2 separate regions of the Homo sapiens genome follow, and region 1 is linked to region 2. Evidence: chromatin loops called from intact Hi-C (ENCODE). Cell type or tissue: IMR-90. All regions are shown on one strand. Links, peaks and the distances in the headings refer to the core of each region. The heading gives the core; the rest is flanking DNA.

Evidence for each region. Peaks named below come from ENCODE experiments on the same cell type or tissue, not always from the same donor. Only the 100,000 strongest peaks of a DNase experiment are listed, where the experiment ranks them.
Region 1: a loop joins it to region 2, with 2.2 times the contacts of the local background. A loop is called at or near these places in 4 of 110 quality-filtered maps.

Annotation. Positions count from the first base shown.
Region 1 is chr1:87,217,990-87,228,511 of GRCh38, forward strand. LINC02801 (long intergenic non-protein coding RNA 2801) reads left to right here. Exons shown (of 4, transcript NR_167752.1): 2 at 2,194-2,355. Among named protein-coding and RNA genes, the nearest start is that of LINC02801, 11 kb to the left of the region's middle. In IMR-90, for the core only: no CTCF peak of the experiment used is centred there; DNase peaks (open chromatin) are centred at 6,422 and 8,522; H3K27ac peaks cover 1,593 bases.
Region 2 is chr1:87,147,484-87,158,005 of GRCh38, forward strand. The region is part of intron 2 of LINC01140 (long intergenic non-protein coding RNA 1140); the gene reads left to right. Among named protein-coding and RNA genes, the nearest start is that of LINC01140, 23 kb to the left of the region's middle. RefSeq lists enhancers at 1,230-1,894, 3,692-4,290, 4,291-4,889. In IMR-90, for the core only: a CTCF peak has its summit at 4,596; a DNase peak (open chromatin) is centred at 2,358; H3K4me3 peaks cover 425 bases; H3K27ac peaks cover 1,215 bases.

The sequences.
Region 1 (10,522 bases), core at 1,487-9,486, 71 kb after region 2:
AGATGATCTTCTGGGTCGCTCCAGTTCTGTATGTGACCATCCAAAGTGTTACATGGAGACAGAGATATATTATTCAATGTGGAATCTGGGAAACTGGTAGCAAGAATGCTGAGTACAATCATACAGTAGGATTTTTTAATCCAAACATTATTTATCCAACACTAGTCAAAAATGCAATGAAAGGATTTAAAAAAATAAAGAGCAAACTGAGAAACTGCCAGACTATAAAACAAACGCTTTTCCTCTCTAGCTCTTACAGACTCATTCTACCATCTGGGGGATTTACAGGTGTTAAAATTGCCCCTGAAAGGAGCCTTTTTATTTCCTGGGGTGATGGAAATATATTGACAATTACGGGGGGAAATGAGGTTTTTTAATAAAACAATTAAAAGGGCTTAGTGTTTAAATGAAGGAGAATGTAATTTTCCTTTATTTTATCTATCATTAAATTGATATTACAAGCTATTATAAGAGTTTAGTCAAGGCTGATTTGCAAATATAATCCATACTTATGTGGATAGTCAGAGAAGAGGTGGGAAAAGCTCAGTTCCCGTGCACACACGTGTACACACACACACACACCCCTCAGGGGTTTGTTAATTTAAAAATTACGAACACTCAAATGGTGACCAAGGAGTGGCAGAATGTGGAATTAGGGGCATATGGGGAACTAAAGGAGCAATCTCTGTTTCCTCTAAGGAGGCTCTTCTTGATTTAGTGAGAATGCTGTACAATATTTCCTTTTTTTTTAGTTGTAAGTGCATGACTTAATTTGTAAGCACCAATATGTGACATCTGAATACATCTGAGCAGATTTGAGACTACTGTCAGAGGCGCCCTGGGCCTGTCACATGACTCTTGATTGCTCCATTCTCTTCCCAACTCTGTGCCCAGAGTTCTAACTACCATCACATTGGTAGTTAGAAATCGGCCAGGGTGGTAGTATTGACATCATGGAAATCAGCAAATGATACAAATCAGGGATCTAGTTGTGATTTAACTATAATTGTTAGTATATATTTATCAACACATCACTGATCACAGTGAAATAAAACTTACAATAAAATTAATGGGACATACTACATTTGTTATTGTTTGCAATAATAATTAAACATGAATGATTCATATCCATTTGTATGCAGAACCAGCTGCCCTTTACTGAGCCCCTACTGTGTGTCAGACCCTGTACCTGTTATACCTGTTATAGATTGTCTGTAGTCCTCAAGGCAGCCCTAAGAGGCCAGTGTTATTGTCTACATTTGACAGGTAAAGAAACAGAGACTCAAACTGAAAGTCAAAAAATTGCCTGTGGCCACACAGCTAGCTAATTGTTCAATCAGAACTAGAACCCAACACTCCCCACCTGCATTGAGTGAAAACAATGTTGCTGAGATCAGCTCATGAGGTTGCAGGGAGGGGATGATGCTCAGGGAAACTAAAAACCATCAATGCTTCTTGCAAGACTCAAGGATCTCAAAGTTTGGAGGCTGAGCTTCGCCTCATTTCTGCAGCAGGGCCTTCCTGTGAAGAGTGTCAGATAAGATGCCAGCATCCTAGGAGGCCTAGATTCCCAGCTACACTGGTAGTGAGTGCTTGTGAGTTTCCACAGTGCTGAGAAATAGTTCTGCTGGCTTAGCTCTGGTGAAAGATTTTCTTGCTGCCCTTGCCTTGATGTCTTTTTCAGAGGGGTTTTCCTGCAGACCCCCAAAGACTGGTTTTTCCTCTCCTTGAACTCTCTCTCTTCCTTTTCCCTTTCTTATTTGGCCATCTGTGCAGCCCATGTCTTAATCTGCCTGTTCAGTTCCTGCTTGCCCTCACTCTCTCTTACGTAACTTCGTTTGCTCCCAGTGACGTCTCAGCAGAACACTCCCTCTTCCCGTGTTCTGAACAGTCCCAAGGTTTTCCAGGGTAACAAGATAGAGAAAATTTTATAATAATTGACAACAGAGTTTCTTTAAGGGAAAAGAGTCTTTGGTTCCAAGAGATGACTGATGGGTGCTTGGGGAGAGGAGCCTGGACTGGCACCCAGGCCCCTGGGGCAAAGGCAGCTGCTGGGCATGATAAGTGGATGAATGGAATCTAGAAGTGAAGACAGGAAGTGGAGGGAGAGAGCAGAAACCTGCCTGGGGTGGTTCAGTAAAGTTTATAAAACTGAGCAAGAGCTGGGTGAAGGATATTTTCATTTGATTGCAGAAAAGGAAGAAAGTACCGGATTCCACACTGGGATTGATATGTGTGGGACAAAGGTAGCTGGTTCAGAAATTGGAGCTGAAAACCTTGAGAAGAGGTCCCTTGGAAGTGGCAGCAATCTGGAGGAGAGCTTTGGGTTTCCAAAGGCCACAGAATGGGTGGGAGGTAAGTTCTGGTCAATTTTCTTCATACCCACAAAGAGCTGGGGAGCCTCTGGCTGGCATCTGTGTTACCCTCAACAGCTACAGCTTCTCCAAACTAACTACCAGCCTGCTCTGGTCTTGACTGGCTCAAATATTCTCTTGCTTCTTCTCCCCACATGTCTACCTGGCCAGTGTGTGTAGGCGTAAGAGAACCAGCTGGTAGTATGAGGATGCTGGTTAGGAAAGATGGAGCACCAGACAGTGGAAGAGAGACAGGGTCCAAGAAAAGAGAGAATCAGTAAAGAAAGCAGAAGCTCCATTTCATAGCCCTCCCTCTACCATATGAAAGAAAGCAAAACAAATACATGTCCCAAGCCAAAACTGACACAAAAACTGATCCCCCCTGCCAAAAAAACCATCACCACAACAAGAAAACCCCACTTTCCGGTGGTAAGGTAAAGGGAGAACAGGCAACAACAGCAAAGTGTGGGTGACCTCGTTGCACGTGGCACAAACGATGAGCTAAGATGGAGTTTTAGGCCAAGACAGCAGAAGGTGGCCACAGGGATATTTCATGCCTTATTCAGTGTTCACAGGTACACCTAGTGAGAACCCATGTCTTAAATTCTGTCCCTGAGTGTGAAGTTGAAGCAGAAGGCCCATTAAAAAGGGCCTTTAGGAGTGCTGTGGAGAGTTGATAAAGGTGTGAGAATCCTGCAATGGCTGACATCACAAAGAGAGAACTTGAGATCCCCTTTCAAGTCCTGGCTGAGGGTTTTGACTGGAAAAGCTGGTTTTAAACACTGACATTATGAATGCTTGGGATGTGAGTAAAACACCTGAAATTCTTCAGCCAGTTGTGAATAGAGGAATAGTCCCATTTTTTAATGGCTTGACTTAGTCACTGAAGGTGATTTCCTAAACCCCAGAAAATTGTTACAAACCATCAGACTGTGGGTGCCACAGCCCTTAGTCAGTAAAATAGCCCCACATGGTGGGAAAACATTCCAATCTCTCTCCAAAATGGGAATAAAGGCATTCAACAAAATTACTCGGACTTTAAAAACACAATACCATTTCTCACTTTGCGTTAGTGTAGTAACAAATTCTAATGGAGGTAATTCTCAAGTATGCAATTGTATAAACTTGCCTTCTGAATGGAAAGATTGGAATTTAGGCAGCTGACCCCTGGCGTGATGTTTATGATCAGATCCAAGACAGGGCTGTCTGCCTGTCATGTCCCAGTCGGTACCACCCTGCCCAGCATCTATGTTTGCTAAGGGTGTACATATACAGCAAGATCTGAATCAATGAAAACATATCCCATGTCTTTATGGAGTGACCCAGAAAGAATAGCGTTTATACTGACCAAGAATACGGTTCACAGAAGTTTAAGGAGATTTATTGGGCTGCCATTTACTAGCTGTAAAATCAGGATTGTGATAGTCTCTACCTCATAGAGTTGTTGGGAGAATCAAATATGATCACTGTCATAAAACTTTAGGCTAGAGCCTGACACTCAGCAAGTATACAGTATACACATAGGAAATGGTACTAGAACTTTTGTTAATACGTGATGGGAAGTTTCTATGGTGTGGAAAATTTTTAAATGAATGAAACACAGTCCTTTCTTTAAGAATCTCACTGAAGAGGGAGTAGAAGAAGACAGGTCAGTGGATAATTATGATATACAGGTCATAGTAAATACAATGTATAATAATAGGAGTAAATATTGAGTATTGCTTTAGGAGACGTGTCAGTGCTCTGACATAGGGAATCATTAAGGGTGAAAGGGCCATCTACTTGCATGAAGCCTGTAAATGTGAAAGACTAGGTCCTAGCAAGGCCAGCATTGCCATTCTGCTGTCCTAATGATGGATGGGGATTCGTGAGCAATTGAATTGAGCCACTGCCATTACTATTGATTTTTGGGATAGACTTCTCCATCAGAGCCAGTAGGCCACAGTCTGGGTCAGTGGCCAGACTGACATAAGTTTATGACCTTTCATAGGCTTCCCATGTGTCTCACCACACACCCATCTGCCCGGGGCCTAGGATCAAGCTGGCGGTAAAGGACTTGAGAAAATGAGGCTTGAATTAAGTGACCTCAGATCTAAACCAAATGTGGCTGGAACCTCTTTCTTGTTTTGAGAAGGATTTTTTGTTGTTGTTGTTGTTGTTATCAGAGCTTTGGAAGCAGTTTAATGAAGGGCGTAGATGTGGAAATGAGATGCATGTAGGTTTCAATAGTAGCTCCTATTGCCTTGCTCTTTGACCTTAAGAAAGTTTCTTACCCACTTTGAATCTCAGTTCGTTGTCTACCAAACAGGGAAAATGAAACCTACCTTATTAGGATTTGGGGGTTTTGTTGTTCATAACAGCTTCTTCAAGATATAATTTACATACTATATAACATTTCACCCTTTTAAAGTGATTTCAGTCAGTGATTTTTTAGTATATTTAGAGTCATGCAACAATTGCCACTATCTAATTCCAGAATATTTTCATCACCCCCATAAGAAACTCATACCCATTAATAGTCACTCTCCATTCCTCCTTTCCCCTATCCCTCCCAGCAACCACTTATTTCAGTTTCTCTGGATTTGTCTATGCTAGACATTTCATGTAAAAGAAACCATACAGTATGTGGTTTTTGTGACTGGCTTCTTTTACTTAACATAATGTTTTTAAGATTCATCCAATCTTTTACATGTATCAGTACTTCATTCCTTTTTATTGCTGAGTAATATTTCATTGTATGAATATACCATATTTTGTTTATCTATTCATCAGTGTATGGACATTTGGGTTTTCTTTGGCAATTATGGATAATGCTGCCATGAACATTTGTATACAAGCTTTTGTATTGAATTATCTATCTTCAAATCTCTTGGGTATATGCCTAAAAGTGGAATTGCTGGAACTGAAGGTAATTGTATGTTTAACTTTTTGAGAACCTATCTAATTATTTTCCAAAGCAGTTGTACCATTTATAGTCCCGCCAACAATAAATAAGAGTTTCCATTTCTTCACATCCTTGACAAAATTTGTTGTATTCTGTCCTTTTGATTTTAGCCATCTTGGTGTGAAGTGGTATCACATTATGATTTTTATTTGCATTTCTTTAACAACAAATGATATTGAAGATCTTTTGCGTGCTTATTGGCCATTTGTATATTTTCTTTGGAGAAATGTCTATTAAAATTCTTTGCTAATTTTTAATTGGGTTGTCTTTCTATTGTTGAGTTATAAGAATTATTTATATTCTGGATACAATTTCCTCATCAAATATATGATTTGCAAGTATTTCCTCCTATTTTATGGGTTCTCTTCACTTTCCTAATGGTGTCCTCTGTTGCCCAAAATTTCAAAATTTTGTTGAAGTTCAATTTTTCTGTTTTTTCCTTTTGTAGCTTGTACTTTTTGTGCCCTGTATAAGAAACCATTGCCTAGCCCAAGATTATAAAGATTCAGTCCTATGTTTTTCTCTAAGAGTTTCATAGTTTGATTCTTACATTTAGGTCTATAATCCATTTTGAATTTTTGTATATGGTGTGAGGAAGGGGTCTACCTTTATTATTTTGTACATATATGGATATGTCATTGTCCTGGCATCATTTGTTAAAAAGAATATTCTTTCCCTATTTAGTTATCTTGGTGTCCTTCATTAGGTTTGTAGTAATATATGATATGATCTATGTAAATTTCCTGGTATATGATAAGTTTCAATACATGGTAACTATTATTTTATTACAGTCAGCTTAAGATCTATTTAAGGTTTGCAAACAATAATAGCAATAGCAGGAGCTAACATTTTATTGAGTACTGCCTATTCACCTGGCATTTTCCTTCAACAAACTCAATCATGAGATCAGTACTATTTTAATCTCTTTTATTCAGATGAGGAAATTTGAACTTAGAGTGGCCAAAGAACTGATTCAAAGTCACACAAGTAGCAAGCCACAAAGTGGATAATTTAATTCAGACAGTCCTTGGTTGTGATGGAAATGAATCTCATGAGATATGAGTAAGAGGCTTGTTAGAATGAGAGAAACACAATGACGTGTCGAGTGACTAACACAGTTAACATGACTACTGCTAACAAGCAGTAGAAGGTGGCTAACAGCTAGATCATGTGGGTTTGAATCTTGGCTCAGCCACTTACAAGCTGTATGACCTTGGGCAGCTCAATTTGTTCAATATATAATGGGGCTACTTGGACTTCTTTTTGCATGGGCTTGCTGTGAGGCATCAGTGAGTTAATATGGGTAAAGCACTTAGAACAGTTCCTGGTAACATAGGAAGTGCTTAAAAATTGTCAGCTGTGACACTGATGCAGAGCTCTAAATCTGAGCCCAAGCTTGTGTTCCAGAATTTTTCCTACTCAGGGCTGGCTCCATAAGTGTCCAAACTATGCAACTGTATAGGACTCTGTGCTCAGAAGGGCCTTGGACTTGGTTTAATGTTCTGTTGTTAACATCTTGAACTTCTTAATTATTTTTGAACAAGGAGTTATTTTCATTTTGCACTGGGGCCCACAAATTATGCAGCCAGTCCTGGGCAGGGTGTAGGCCTGGCCAGACGAGTTCCCTCCTCCTAGTGATGCCTAGCACAACCCACGCAAGTTGTCTCTTCACAAACACTGTAGAACCTCCTTGGCTGCCCTGAGCTCCAGTGGATCTCAACATGGAGGATAGTGCTGTTAGGTTTAAGTTTCATGTCATCGAAGCCCACGCACATCTACTTGACATTCCTGGTTTATTACCCAAAAGTAAATGAAATGCATCGTGGGCCCCGAATCTTGCCTCTATTATTGGACTGAAAACCTCCATTGACTTCAGCTGGCAGCCGGCACCACTAATTGAGGACAGAGTTTGGCCCCGCGGGTTTTATATAGAAGATTTTTCTTTATTTCTTGTTTTCATGGTTGTGTGTTGTGGGCTGGGGATTATTTTTATGTTTTTCCACTTCCTGATTAGTTTTAGGACTTGTTTATTTGGAGACTGCTTTAATAAATTTGCACAGCAGGGTGAGTTATTAACAGAGTTGGTGTATTTAACCAGGAACTGCCTTCATTTCAGTTTGGTGTTTGGTGTTTGTTGTTTAACTTCAGTCACTTTGTTTCAGTACCAAACCTCTGCCAAAGATCACCTATCCTTGATCTACACACACCTTGGTGGTTTAACATAAGGGCAGAGCTCTGCTCCCCCAAGGCCCTGTACAGCTCACCACCACAGTGCATCCCCATTGCACTTCTAAAGTGTACTTGAGTTCAGATAATATTTTCTTATCTGCTTACCCCTCTAGGCTGTGGAGCCCAAGGTGGGGGGGTCTTGGTCATTGGTGGAGTTTCTGCGCATCGTACAGCTCCTGTTACAAAACCCTTCATTCGAGAAATATTTCCTGAGCATCTATTGTGTGCCAAATGCAGATGCAGATGTGACACAAGCAAGACAAATGGTCTCTGCTCTCAAGGGGCTTACATTCTATGGGTGAAACACAGGTACAGATAGGCAAAGGATTGTAGCAATAATTGTAGAGTGAGATTGTTATTAAAAATAAAAGTAAATAATAGAATACAGGGATACAGTGGTTTGTGGTGTGTGTGTGTGTGTGTGTGTGTGTGTGTGTGTGTGTGTGTGTGGTGGTGGTGGTGAAGGAAGGGCTCCCAGAGGAGATGACTGCTGAGTGGAGACCTGAGGCAAGAGGGAACCAGACATATGCAAATTGGCACTGCAGGCCCAGGGTGCAGCTGATGCAAAGGCCCCAGAGCTACGCTGGCTTGGCTTTGAGGAGCAGAAGGGAGGTAGGAACACAGTGAGCATGAGGAGAGTGTTCAGAGATGACCCTGGCCCTGGTAAGGAATTAGGTTTATTCCAAGGGCAATGAAAACCTTAGGGAGAAATGCTGCATTTTCAAAGAGCACTACGGCTGCTTTGTGGAAAAGGAGCTGTAGGTGGGGTGGGCAAGTTTGGGAGCAGGAAGATCAGGAAGGGGCTTTTGTGGTAATCTGTTGAACTGACTGGATTATTTCCAGAAAGAAACTGGGGCTTTCCTTGCTGAGGCTGGTAGTAGAAAGCGGAAGTGGAGTAGCAGATCAGGGTTCACAGCGTGTGGCTGAGAGCCAGGGTGACATTCCTCTGGACATTCTTCTGGACTGAATCCTTGCATCATCTACATTTAAAATGAACCTCAGAAGCCCTGGCCCTGTGATGCTGATGCTATTGAGGTTGAATTCTCAGGGAGTGAAGAAAGGGCTTGGCTGAGAACAGAGAGGGAGGAGTCCCACATCAAGGGATGACTTCACTAAGGAGGGAAACTGGAGAGAGGTGGGCATTTCCAGGCAGAACAACAGCGTGGCGGAGAGTGAGGGAGCTGACGGCAGGAGTGATAGCTGGTTTAATAGAGGGTGCGTTGCGGCGCTATCAGCAGTGTGGAGTGGGATGGCGAGGCTGCATGCTGGAACTTATTTAAAGAGGCTATTGTAAAAGTCTCTGAGCCAGTTAATTACCAGTTTTTGTTATGTCAGGAACTCCTTGAGTTAAAGCAGAAAGAAACCATTCACAAGTATGTTCCAGTTCTGTAGTTTAATGGGACATATAAAAAAAAATAAAAAACTGATATAATGATTTAGTTCATGGAAGGATTGAAAACCATCACAAGAAAAGCTGAAATTACATATTGTGTTCCATCTCCTCCTACAGAAGCCATTGAAATGGCTGCAGACTTAATTGGACTAATGACCCATTGCTGTTATGCACAACACTCTGTTATTCACAGAAAATTGACAAAGCCGTGGAAACGGTCCACAAATATGAACCCAGGTGAGCACAAAGACCCAGATGGGCTTTCTGAAGCACGTGTCCAAAGGTAAAAAGGAAAAAAAAGATGGAAGCAATGTGTACACACAGCTGGGAAGCCTTCTATGACTAGGTTCCAATCTTGTGGCCCAAGACCTGAGTGGAAAACAAATTAAAAAAAAAAAAAGAAATCCATATTTTCAACCTAAGACAAATTTTTGAAGGGTTGGGAGGTGCAGGTTCAGGATGAAGGGAAAGAGGAGGATTTTTAAAATGTGTATAACCTAAATTTATCAGGTAACAAGTGTAATTGTATAAAATGAACACTTGAGATAAGAGGAGGCAGACTGTGAATATCTTCTTCATGTCTAGTTTTATTTCTTGCTCACCTATTCTGGTTAACTCATGTCTCTGTTTGGGAATGCATCAAATCCCAAAAGTAGATCTCTGCAATGGTGGTTGGAGAAGACACATATTCATGGAATTTGCCTCCAGATTTTACTCACTGTTGTCACTGGAGTTAAATGGATTTAGCTTCTGGCCCTGGTTCTGGCACTTACAGGGGTGTGATATTGGACCGTTTCTACTATCTTCTCATCTATCCAATAGAGACAATGTCCCCTCCCCATGGATGGGCCCGGTACTAGGTGATGGGTGGCCCTGGAAGGATATGGAGGGTGCTGAGTAGGTTGCCTGCTGGAGGACCCTTGTGGGAACAGCTCGGCAGTCTGAGGCCACCTCTGCCAGCTGTCTCACAGAGCTCCTGGAGCAGCCCCTTTCAGCCAGCAGGCATGGTCCTGCCCCCACCTGAGACAGTTGGATTCTCAGCAAAATATACTTTATATTTTAATCTTGGTGGTTATATGAAAGAAAAACTGATAGGGGCTAAAGAGGAACAAGGGGATTTTAAATTAGCTTCCCAAAGAAGAGCTGGGTCTTGCTTTATTTTGTTGTTGTGAATCAGAGCGTCTTCTCTGAGGGGCCATCTGGGGGCCTGGGGAAGGTCTTTGCAATTTGCAATGAAAGGGTGAAAGTGCCATTAATAACTAGGCCTTCCAGGGAGTAAACAGAATGTCAGTGACAACTGCAGAGGATACTAAATGTGTCCGCCCTGGTGAAATGGAGAAGCAGCCCATAGGGTCCAGTTGAGGAGGATTGGGGGTAGAAAAGGGCATGAGACTCAATGGGAGAAAAGACAAAAGAGAAAGATGTGCCTGGGCAGAGGGGACTGAAGGCTAAGATGTAGAACCGTGAAAGCACTGTGCAGCCTATGGGGCCACTTCAGGGTGATGCCCGTCACCATGAGGCTCACTTTGTCCGCATGATTTGGTGATCTGACTGCAGAAGCATGCTTGGAGGGGTCACTTGCTCAGCCCTTGACCAGGAACT
Region 2 (10,522 bases), core at 907-8,906:
GGTTTGAGGGGAAGGGGAAGGTACATAGCACTTGGTAGCTCCAGTTCCTTTGAGCTAGATGCTCCCCTGGCTGATGCTGCTTCGAAAGCCATGTTGATGTCGCTCAAGTCTGTATGTGATTTCTTTCCTCATTTTCTTCCTTTGCCAAAAAAACAACTATGGCTCTTATTCCAAGTATAGTCAATGAGCAGTTACCAAGAGGGTCCTAGAAAGCATGTTTCTGAAGAATGTCATCTCGGCAACGTTGTTCCATCTGCACCAGTCAGGGAGGAATGGAGGCAGAATGCCTCCAACACACACTTTAGATCTGGAGATATTCTAAGGTGTAAGGGAAGGATGGTCTCTTCTGGAGAACTTTGGTTTAATCCCTGAATACCTTCCCCCAGGAGTACAACATGGATATTTCCTCAGACTGCCAGAGCATTTTAGAGTGTTATTTGACCAGTATATAAGAGATATTTGCTGTAATAAAAGTTACACTGGGCTTGGAATCTGAAGACTTTGGTCTGCGATCTGGCCATTTTTACTTCCTAGCTACGGGTAAGTTGCCTTCTTCACAGCCTGGTAATGAAGAGCAAATGAGAAAAATGATGACAACACTTTGTAAACTGTAAAGTGGTGCAAATATTACTTGTTATTGTTACCTAGCAATACTCGGGGATTTTCCTTGTTTGGTTCCAGTTTAAGTAACCAGGGCCTGTGTTAGGCTTGGAAGCTTCAATTACAACTGAAGGGTGAAATTAGGTGATAAAGGCTTTAATATAGGTTTTGTGTTGAGGACCTAAGACAACACTAAGAGTGAACCCTGTATGAGTCCACAATCCTGAACAGTTGCTTTGGGTGGTAGCTAGCCGTTCCTTCTCACCAGGGATTGGTCATGTATTTAATGGCAGACTCTCCCTTCCCCTACCTTCCCTGCTTCCCCACGTTTTCCCCTGGGTGTCCTAAAGGCTTGGCACCCTTAACAGTGCCTTCTCCTCCCATGGGCTCAGCCACAGGTATTTCTTAGGAGTCTCACCTCCTCGGGTGACTTTTCCAGCCTGTCTTCCTGGCTCATCCCACTGCCTTGTCTGGGCTCAACGGCTGATGCTTTGCTCCATTTCAGTTCCCACTTTCCTTCTCCTCCCTTGACTTGATACTTCCTACTCCCCCTTGCTTCCCAGGGTCCCTTCCCCTCCCATGTTGATCACTTGAGAGGAGAGGTAGGTGACTGGGTTTCACAGCCCCACCTTGGGGCAGGTTGGAGGTCCTTCTGTTGGAGGATGTATTTGGAAGTGTTCTGACCAAGGGGTCTTCTCACGCTCCTCAGCATTTCCTAAAGTGCACTTTCTGATGGCGTGGGCACTCCACTTTCACTGTGGCTGCTGTTCTACTGTTGAGACACTTCCCTATTTCACCGGACAGTCTCTTTGAAGCTTCCACAGTTGCCCATTACATTTTGCTAGGAACAGGGAGTCACTTCTCTCTGGCTGGGAGGAGACCTCTGAGTCTAGTCAGGCTCCAGGGTCCCTGGATGACTGGCTTTTGCCTCAGTGGCCTTACTCTTCCTATGGCACACTCACTGTCCGCCTCTACTAACCTACACCACCTTCTTAGACTGCTGTTTGCATCTTCCCAAGACAGAGTTTTCCCTGTGACCACTTGTGCCTACGGATGAGTCTTAAGCCTCCAAGTCTTCCCAAGAAACTGACCTTAACTCAAGGATCACTTTGTTACACACCAGGCTACTTCAATCCTCTGGCCTTGTTTCCATTCTTGATCCCTTTGATCTCTGCTGAGCCTTGAGGCTTATGATCCTGTTTCAGGGCTTCAGTGATTCCCCTTGCTCCCAGCTCTGGGGACTGGTCTGCTTATCCTGTCTCCAGTCCCCATGGTTGGAGCTGCGAAGCAAGAGCTTCTGGGCAAGATGCCACTAGAAAGCCTGTCTCCCTAAGAACAACAGACCGCTTTTCTCTCTAGTTGTTCTGAAACTTACCCCTTCTCTCTCGCAGCTGTGTGAAAAGAAGCCAAATGCCCATTCTTAATGTGTGACAACTGAGGCTCACATGCAAACTGCTGTTATCTCAGCAGGAGAGCAATTTGCAATCATTTAAAATCCTTTCACTCTTCCCTTCTCCTCAGTGTATGGTTATACACACACCAGTCCATATTTATTAGTGCAGATGGTGAGAAACTCGTCATTGAAAGGGCTTAGAGCACAGAGGAAAATGGATTTTTGGCCTCACTCTGGCCTTATAAACAAGAAAGCTTAAATGATTTTAGGTTCCTGATTCTTGCCTCAAAAGAGCACAGTTTGCTTCTCTCCAAACACAAGAGGTTGTAAATTGGTAATTCATCTCAACCAAAGGCCACATGATGAGCAATTGTAGAAGTATTTTTTTTCTTGTTGTGCAAAGGAGGAACCAGACATCTGAGTATAGGTTCCAGCTGGAATTTGCCTTTCACCATTTGTAGCCTAAAGGCACTGTCTTGGCCAGCCCTGGGCTTCGTGCAGCTTCTGCCTCTTCACCTGCATCACTAACAGGGCGATCGCTATCACAAGGGTAGAAATCAGCTCAGCATTTCCATGTGACTTCTTTTTTTTTTCCCAGCTAAAAAATAAATCTGTTCTAATAAAAACATTTATACTATATTCTTTATTGTCAGCTAATCCTGCCCAAACTCATTAAATGGCAGTGTGTGGGTTATTTGCTGTCAGTGAAATTATCAAAGGCATTTTTCAGCTGGGGCACCAGGAAAACATATGCTTCAATGCCAACTAAAACAATAATGAGGAAATGTTATGATCAGTCTTGACCAGATGACCCTGCCCATTTTAGATTAGTTCTTAATTTCAGCACAAGGGTCATCCTGTGAATTCTTACAATAAGTCACTGCTCACCACTCACATGAAAAAGATGTGACTTATTAGAAAACTCACTGTACTCATTGCAGTTAATGAGATGTGGAAAGCTTTGTAATTTGATTTGCTGGGCCATATGCTGTAAAGGGATACTGCTGATTTCATTCCTCCGTATTTAATTTAAGCTGTATGCAATACCTTCTTCATATGGCTACTTATATAATAAAAATTAACTTGGGGTATAAAAAATACACCATTGTGGGGTTTATGACTTGGTGTGGTTCAGTTTCAAGTGTTTTGCATGGAAACATCTGTAAGTAATGTGTGCGGGTCTAATTTTAAATCCCGCCAAATATTTTCCATTTAACATTTGGTTTAACTGACAGGCTTGCAGAGGTGGTTTTCAGAATTGTCGGTAACAGATATGTACAGTATTCCCAAGGCCGTAGCCTTTTTTTTTTTTAAAGGAAGATAGTAATTCAAACTTGTTTTTTTTTAAATTTTTTTAATGTTTACATTTCAGTAGATACAAATAGCAGTTCAGAATATGGCTACTCCTGTCCCTTGAAGACCCAGCTGCAGTTAAATCTATTACCCCCTAAAAAGAGTTACCTTGGTTTTGACTTTTGCTTCAACATCTGCGAGCTAGGACACCTGAGGCTGACTGGGAAGGTTGACCGTGGGAACGGGACCCTTCAGGACAGGGTCCTGCCTCCACAGTGGAGAGAGACAGGGAGGGAGAGAAGAGGGTAGGACTGAGAAGGGGGGCAATGTCCAGGGAGGTCTGAGCCTCCAGAGAGGCTCCGAGAATCCACATTCGGACTATTTTCCTACCGTTTAAAAATAAGTCTCACCTAACTCTTAGGAGAGGCCCAGGCCCCCTGAACTATCCCGATCTGCTCAGAAGCTGAGCTGTAAAACCATAAAACAGAACCTCTCCTTTCTCTACTGGGTAGGATTGCCAGATAAAATAGAAGGCCCCGAGTTAAATGTGAATTTCAGATAGACCACAAATATGTTTTAGTACAAACATATCCCTTGCAATATTTGGGACATACTTATACTAAAAATGTATTTGTGGTTTATCTGAATTCAATCTTAACTGGGCATCTTGTATTTTTACTTGCTAAATCCGGCGACTCTACCGCCGGGGTCGGACGTTGTTTGCTGACTGCATTCTATTCGTGGCCGCGGAGGCCTTATTTCAGGTTGTTTGATTCCGGTGGCTGACAATATGAAACAGCTTGAACAGGCAGGCCGGTGGGCAGAAGCCATAAATAGCCACCTCGGGGGGGCCCCCCTGGTCGCTGGGAGCGCCACGCTGCTCTGTTAATAAACATGCGCTCGCTGGAGTCCTCATCCTGGGGCTCGCGGAAGCGCTGACTCAGCACCGGGGCAGGGAGGATGCGGGGACCCCCAGAAACATAATTAAACTGTTTCCATGACTGACTTGAAAATAAAATTGTGTGTGGGAAGAGAAACTTGAGGGGGAAGTTAAACAACAAATGGAGAGGTGTGGAGTGAAACCTCAGGGAAACTGTTGGTTTTGCTTCAAGGGAATTGAATTGTGAAACTTGCAGTTGTGAAATTTCACTCGGTTGATTCTTGTGAGAACCGAAGTTTGTTTTAATTGTCAATTAAAGCGAATGGTGCTTGGGTCCCTGGGATCCAGGGAACCTCAGGGCGGTGCTCGCCTCTGCCCGGCAGCGAGAGAGGGACCCGGTGCGGGCCCGATGACAGGGTCGACCGCTGGGGGTCAGGATAAGCTTGCAGAGTGGCCCCGCCGCCGTCCTGAACTTTCTCGGGAGGGGAAGGCGGCTGTGTACAGAACAGCACGCCCTGGGAAGCAAAGGCCTGTCGGAGAAGTTGATGAAAGATGCACCTTAGGTGTCCCCGAGCAGGGCCGCCGGCCTCCCCAGAGGTTTCCTTGGCAGCCCTTATTTGTAAGGCAAATCCAGGCCCGCGCACACGTTGCTCGAATGTCAGGTACTAAATTGCCTTTATGAGAGTCGAGCAGGCTTGCCGATGACAACACTCTGATAACAAAAGAAGTGTGGCCTCGTTGAAGATTTTATGTAAAAGGAAATGATTCATTTGAATTCAGAAGGAGCCTTAAAACAGGGCAGAGACAGCCAAACCCTAGATTTTCTGCCTTATGACTTGTTTCTTAAACTTGTTAAAGAAAAAAGGGGAGAAAACTTAAACAAGAAAAGCTACCCCAAATCGCCAGCCAAGGTTTAGATTTTCGTGGGTTGCTATTTTCTTCAGATCAAGGTTGCCTTCTTGTTAACCCGAGACTGCAGCCGCAGAAAATTAGATTCCCCCCACTCAGGGATTAACCACATAGAACAGTTAGGGAATGTGGAGGTCTGGAGAGACTTGAGATCAACGAGTTCGAAACGTTTGAAAGAAAAAAATCTTCAGTGGTTTGAGAGCTTCACTAAGATACTTTAAAAAAAAATCAAAATTGCTCTTATTTAAGAGCTTTGGAGATCCAAATATAAGTCCCTTTTCTTTTGCCAAGAAGGCCCTTATTCATTTTGTGTGTCTTTAATGCTCAAAAGAGATGCTGGGATTCCTAGTCAATTCCTAAACAGGAGTCTGACAACCAACTATATGATTTTTTTTGCAAAGACCTTTTTTTTTCCTTAAAGCTTCAAATTTCTGTTCCTTTTGATGATGATATGTTGAAGAAGGAATCAGTGCCTTTCTCAGTAAGTGAATGACAGAAAGCCCTTACATCTTTTGAGTGGGCCAGCGTTTGGGTGGCAGGGCTGCTTGGATGGGGAGCGATGTGACAGGGCTCTTGGACAAACTGCTCCTTGGCTTAGGGATGGTTTATTTTGAACATTCATTCATTCACTTATTCAACCAGTGTTTATTAAACATTCACGGCCTCTGTGCAGGGCTAGGTGTGAGGGCTACAGTGTCTAATAACACAGAGTCGTGGTCTTACCCTCCAGGAGTCTGCAGTCTGCTGGGGAAGCCAACAACATGAGAAGGTTATTCTGCTCTACTGGAAAAGGCACTGATCTTGTCCTCTCTTTTTCTTCCAGAAGCAAGAAAAAAACCCAGATTGGTCAACACAGTTTTATAAACAAGTGGTACTTTAGCAACAGCAACCAAAGTCCTATTTAATTAGCCAGTGGAAGGTATCCATCTGTGATGGCCAACTGTTTCCTTTTTCCAAGGGGCTCATCTTCTCCTTTGGTGACCCAAAATGCCTTTTACTTTGAGCCACACCCTCTGCCTGAAATCCTGCAGGATAAAATGGGGATGGAGGTAGAAAGCAAGTGGATCACTTGGTACTGTCTGACTTGATAACCAGCTGTTGAATGGCCTGCCATGGCTTCACTACAAGAATGGGGAAACTGTTCTTTTACGTCTGGAAGAAGGAGAAGCCAGAAGTTTATTTAATCTTTTCTAGGCAACTTATTTTATTGCATTTTTAATTTCCTCTCTTGCATTAACATGACCCTTTTCACTGGCTTCCCACGCCTGGTACTTAATTACTTATCATTAGCAATGTACACGGGGGCCTTGCTGCATATTTATAAATGTGATCATTAGTACATGGAAAGACAAAGGCTTCTTTAAGACTGTCATTAGTTATTCTGTTTTCATGGAAATGTTCATTAGGAGAAACTACCCACCTGGTTAAATAATTATAATTAAGAATTGGTAATCTCCTTTGCATTTTTAACTTGATCTTCCGTCTGTTTGTGTGAAGCTAAACAAGCCTTATTTGGCAAGTATTCTATCTTTCATTTTCACAAGAATTGTCAACAAATACGTACTCTTTGTTTTTAACCTATAGGTGCTGACTGATTTGCAGCATGATAAATATAATTTTTGTAATTCAGCAGTTAATCTCCAAACACGTTAACCAGCTGTGGAATGGTGAGTCAGTGAATGGAGTTAAAGGATCTCTGGTTGATTTTATTTTCTGGACTTCAGTCAGTGGTGCAAATTGGACTCCAGTCTCCCAGTCAAACTTTGCAAAGGGTCCCCTTTAACTCTTCAACCACAGAGACACCACGCTGGGTGGCCACTGGCCACTGCTCCTTTGGGTGTGCCAGGCAAGACAGGTGGCAGTTGGATGGCCCGAGTCTTTGTGTGTCAGCATCTGAGTCTTTATGTGTTTGTGACTAGGGGTAACCACAGCAGTGTCATAGCTGTGGCCCTGCCAATGGCTAGTCAAATAGAGTCCACAAGCACTGTTTGAATTGCTAGCAAATGGTCATGCGGCTCGTACGTGGTTACGTGTCAGCTGAGCTGAAACAAACGAGGTGACAGAAACACAATAAGGGAAGCTCGGTTATGCTGCCGCCCACTCCCCTCTGCCCAGACTGGTTCAAGCCGCCACCCTGGACTGATGAGAATATGCCAGGGATAAACCACAACTGTGGGAAATGCTGGGTGGGGGCATAAATATCATCTGTAAACAATTAGGCAGCCACTGCTCATTCAGTGCCGTTTTGAGAAGCTAAGGAAGTCCGCAATCAGTTATATCTCCAATTACCATAAAAATATATTAGCCATTCATTCATTTATTAATGATTCATCAGTTAACCACACATAATGAGCAAATAATTAGCAGTGCTGTACGGTTGCCAAAATTGAAGAAGTGTTGGCATTTTAAAGATGAAAGGTTGAATTTATGCAGAAGTCTGGTGATGATAAAGTTAATATGGAAGATAATTATAAAAGTGGCTGTCCTCTATTACAGGCTGAGGTACCACAAAACTTGCCTAATTGAACTGAAATTAATATTCTTCCAAAGTCTGTGTGTTGCCACACACAAACTGCTGAATTTCTCTTGAAGATCTCCCTTCAGTAAGGTGCACCGCACAATACAAGTTAATAAAATGCCAGACAGCTAGACTGTGTTCTTTGTTTGCTTGGTTCAGGGCCTCGTGGAAAACAATAAATTGCATTCATGTCAGCTGAGGCCCATCCCTTTGCTAATTACCGTTTGGTGCTGAAATGACTTCTGTGAAATTGGGAGCATGAGGAAACATACAGCCATACAAGGGAGGCTTTTCAGAGTTTTGCAGTAAATGTGAGATAGGCCTCAGGCACACAGATGTTAAAACAGCGAATTCCCCCACAGATTACACTAATGGAAACCCTGTCAGGGTAAGTCAAATCCGGGTCTGTGGTCAAAATCTAATTAAGGTTTCTGTACTTAAAAAGAATATGAATGCCTGGGGGTGGCGATGAATGTATAAGAAACTCACTTGTTTGTAAAATTGTTAGCATGAATAGTAAGTACCGTGGGGCTGTTACCTGCAATGTAACACCTGTTTTCTGAGGCTTTGCTGAATGTCTCAGGATGGGTTATTTCAGAGGTCAGCAAACTAGGCTCAGGCCATGGCAGCCTCCCATCTTTGGGGCCTGGGGCACGGCATGGTTTGAGGTCACAGATGCAAATGGATCCCTTAGAAGTTGCCCTGGAATCCCAAAGGATGCTTTACTTTGCCACATGAAAACCACCCCAGATGATCCTGCCCAACTGCCTGGCGCCACTGAGGAAATCGTTCTTGCCGAGGGTGTTGGACTGGCCAAATCTCCCCTACTGGGGAAACAAAGGGTTGTCTGCTCCCGGCTCGCCCTCCAGCCTGTCGGGACTGCCTCCTGGAACAGCTGCAGCGTGCAGGCGCAGCCCTGCTTCTAATAGAGGAAATGAATTTATAATGCTGCAGTCTCTTCATTTTCACCCAGCACAAATTTCCCCTTAAATACTTAAAAACAACACCCAGAGCTGGATATACCTTAAATTTCCAATAAATGAAACCTTAATCCAGTCTGTTGCTGAGTCTGAGCTGTTATTAAAGAAATAAATTTGAAACAGCAAGTGGTTTGAGAATTTTTGAATTTAATTATTTAAATCTACTTAGGGCAACTGTCACGCGCTATTTCAGTTTCCCATGGAGAACATGAATTCTGGGAAAGGTATCCCACGCAGGGCCCTGGAAATATTAACTTTCATGTACAACTGTGGGCTCAGCCATAGACAGACTGTGCCACCCTCCTCCCCGGAAGAGCAGAAGAAAGAAACTCAGATTTCTTTTTCTGTATGATCCAGCCAAGGGATACAGGATATATTTTTCAAAGAACGAGGGAAGCCAAGTCCTCTTCTTTCAAGTTCTGTGGGCCTCTTCAGATGCACTGTTTACATGGAGTTCGTTTGAAGCTCTTTGGAGAGCGACAGTTCATACAGTCATTCACTGAGCAACGTTAGGGAGCAAAAGGTAAAGAGAAAGTGTAACCTGTATGATTTAAGTGGCCGACAGCTAATTTAGGGTGTGCTCTGGCCTCGTGAGTGTCTGGAGCCTGATTTTTGACATTTGTGAAAATGGACCATCTGCTGTGACTGTCCCAAGGGTGATAGCACCAGGCTTGGGCTGGAGCACCTGAGACTTTTGGTGCCACTTCAGTCTTCAGGCTTGGAGAGAGTCTGCTTTCATGATTAGAGACAGATGACACCCTGGCCTTAGTTCTGAGAGCGCAGGATACCTTCCAGATATTAGCAATTGAGATTTTTAATGGCATCCACATTGGGATGTGGGCGGGGTAGAAGGTGAACAATTTAGGCACACACTCGTAAGTGTCTCCTTCTCCAGTTCACCGGGACTTTGCTATGGCACAAGATGGCTTTGTTTTGGACCCTGTACAAGTTGGTTAAATTACCAGATACCTGTGAAGCATCTCACTAGAGCATGATCTCACCAACACAGTGAGACCCCAAGACCTGAGTCAGAGAGATGCTCAATATCCAATTTGTTTCTCTTTTGTGCTAGCCATTTGATAGTAGTTGGGACCTCAGAGCCGCCAAGTGGAACTTTCCCACACCCAACCCAGACTACCAAGAGGATATTGACTTGGAGTGATTTCTAGATCCAGAGTTCTATTTTTCCTTCCAACATAAAAATCTTCATAGAAGCCAAAAATCTTTAAGAAAAGAGCAGCTCTTAGTGTGGGGCCCGTCTCAGCCTCTACCTTGTACCCAGTAAATGCAAAGGGCTGTGGAAATTGCACACAATTCACAGTGTTCAGAGGATGAGTGAATGTTTTACCATCTCAAAGAGGAGATTATGGGGTTCCACAGGAAATAAGGTCCAGTGGCTAGCAATGCCTCAGAAGTCAAGAGTTTTGGGGTTTATGTTTTTTAATAATGGTAGCAAAGACTTATAGGTAATGCTGGGTATTTAATTTAAAAAATCTATAAATATTTATGGAATAAAACTTCTTTCCAGGTGCAGTTTTGGGCTCTAAGACTTCAGAGAGAAAAAGTCATGGTTCCTGCTCTTGGGAGGCTCTCATTGTGTCTGGGGGAGCAGGCAGGCACCCAACAGCCTGAATCAAACTCCATGTAGCCAAATTTCTACATCATTACAATGCTTAGCATGTAGGAACCCAATAAATGTTTGTTGAATGAATGGATCTGTTAAAAAGGGAGTGTCACGCTTTCTCTCTTTCTAAGGAGTTATTGTGTGAATTAGAGGGTTAACATTTATAACACCTTTTATGCCCCTACATGCTATATAAGTACAAGTTATTAAATATCATAATAAACTAGGGTCCTAGGCAGTCAATTACATTTTCTTCTGAAGTTAGTGACATTTAGATTCTTTTGTTGGGCAGATGGTGTAATATTGCACCTGTTGGAAGAGTAGG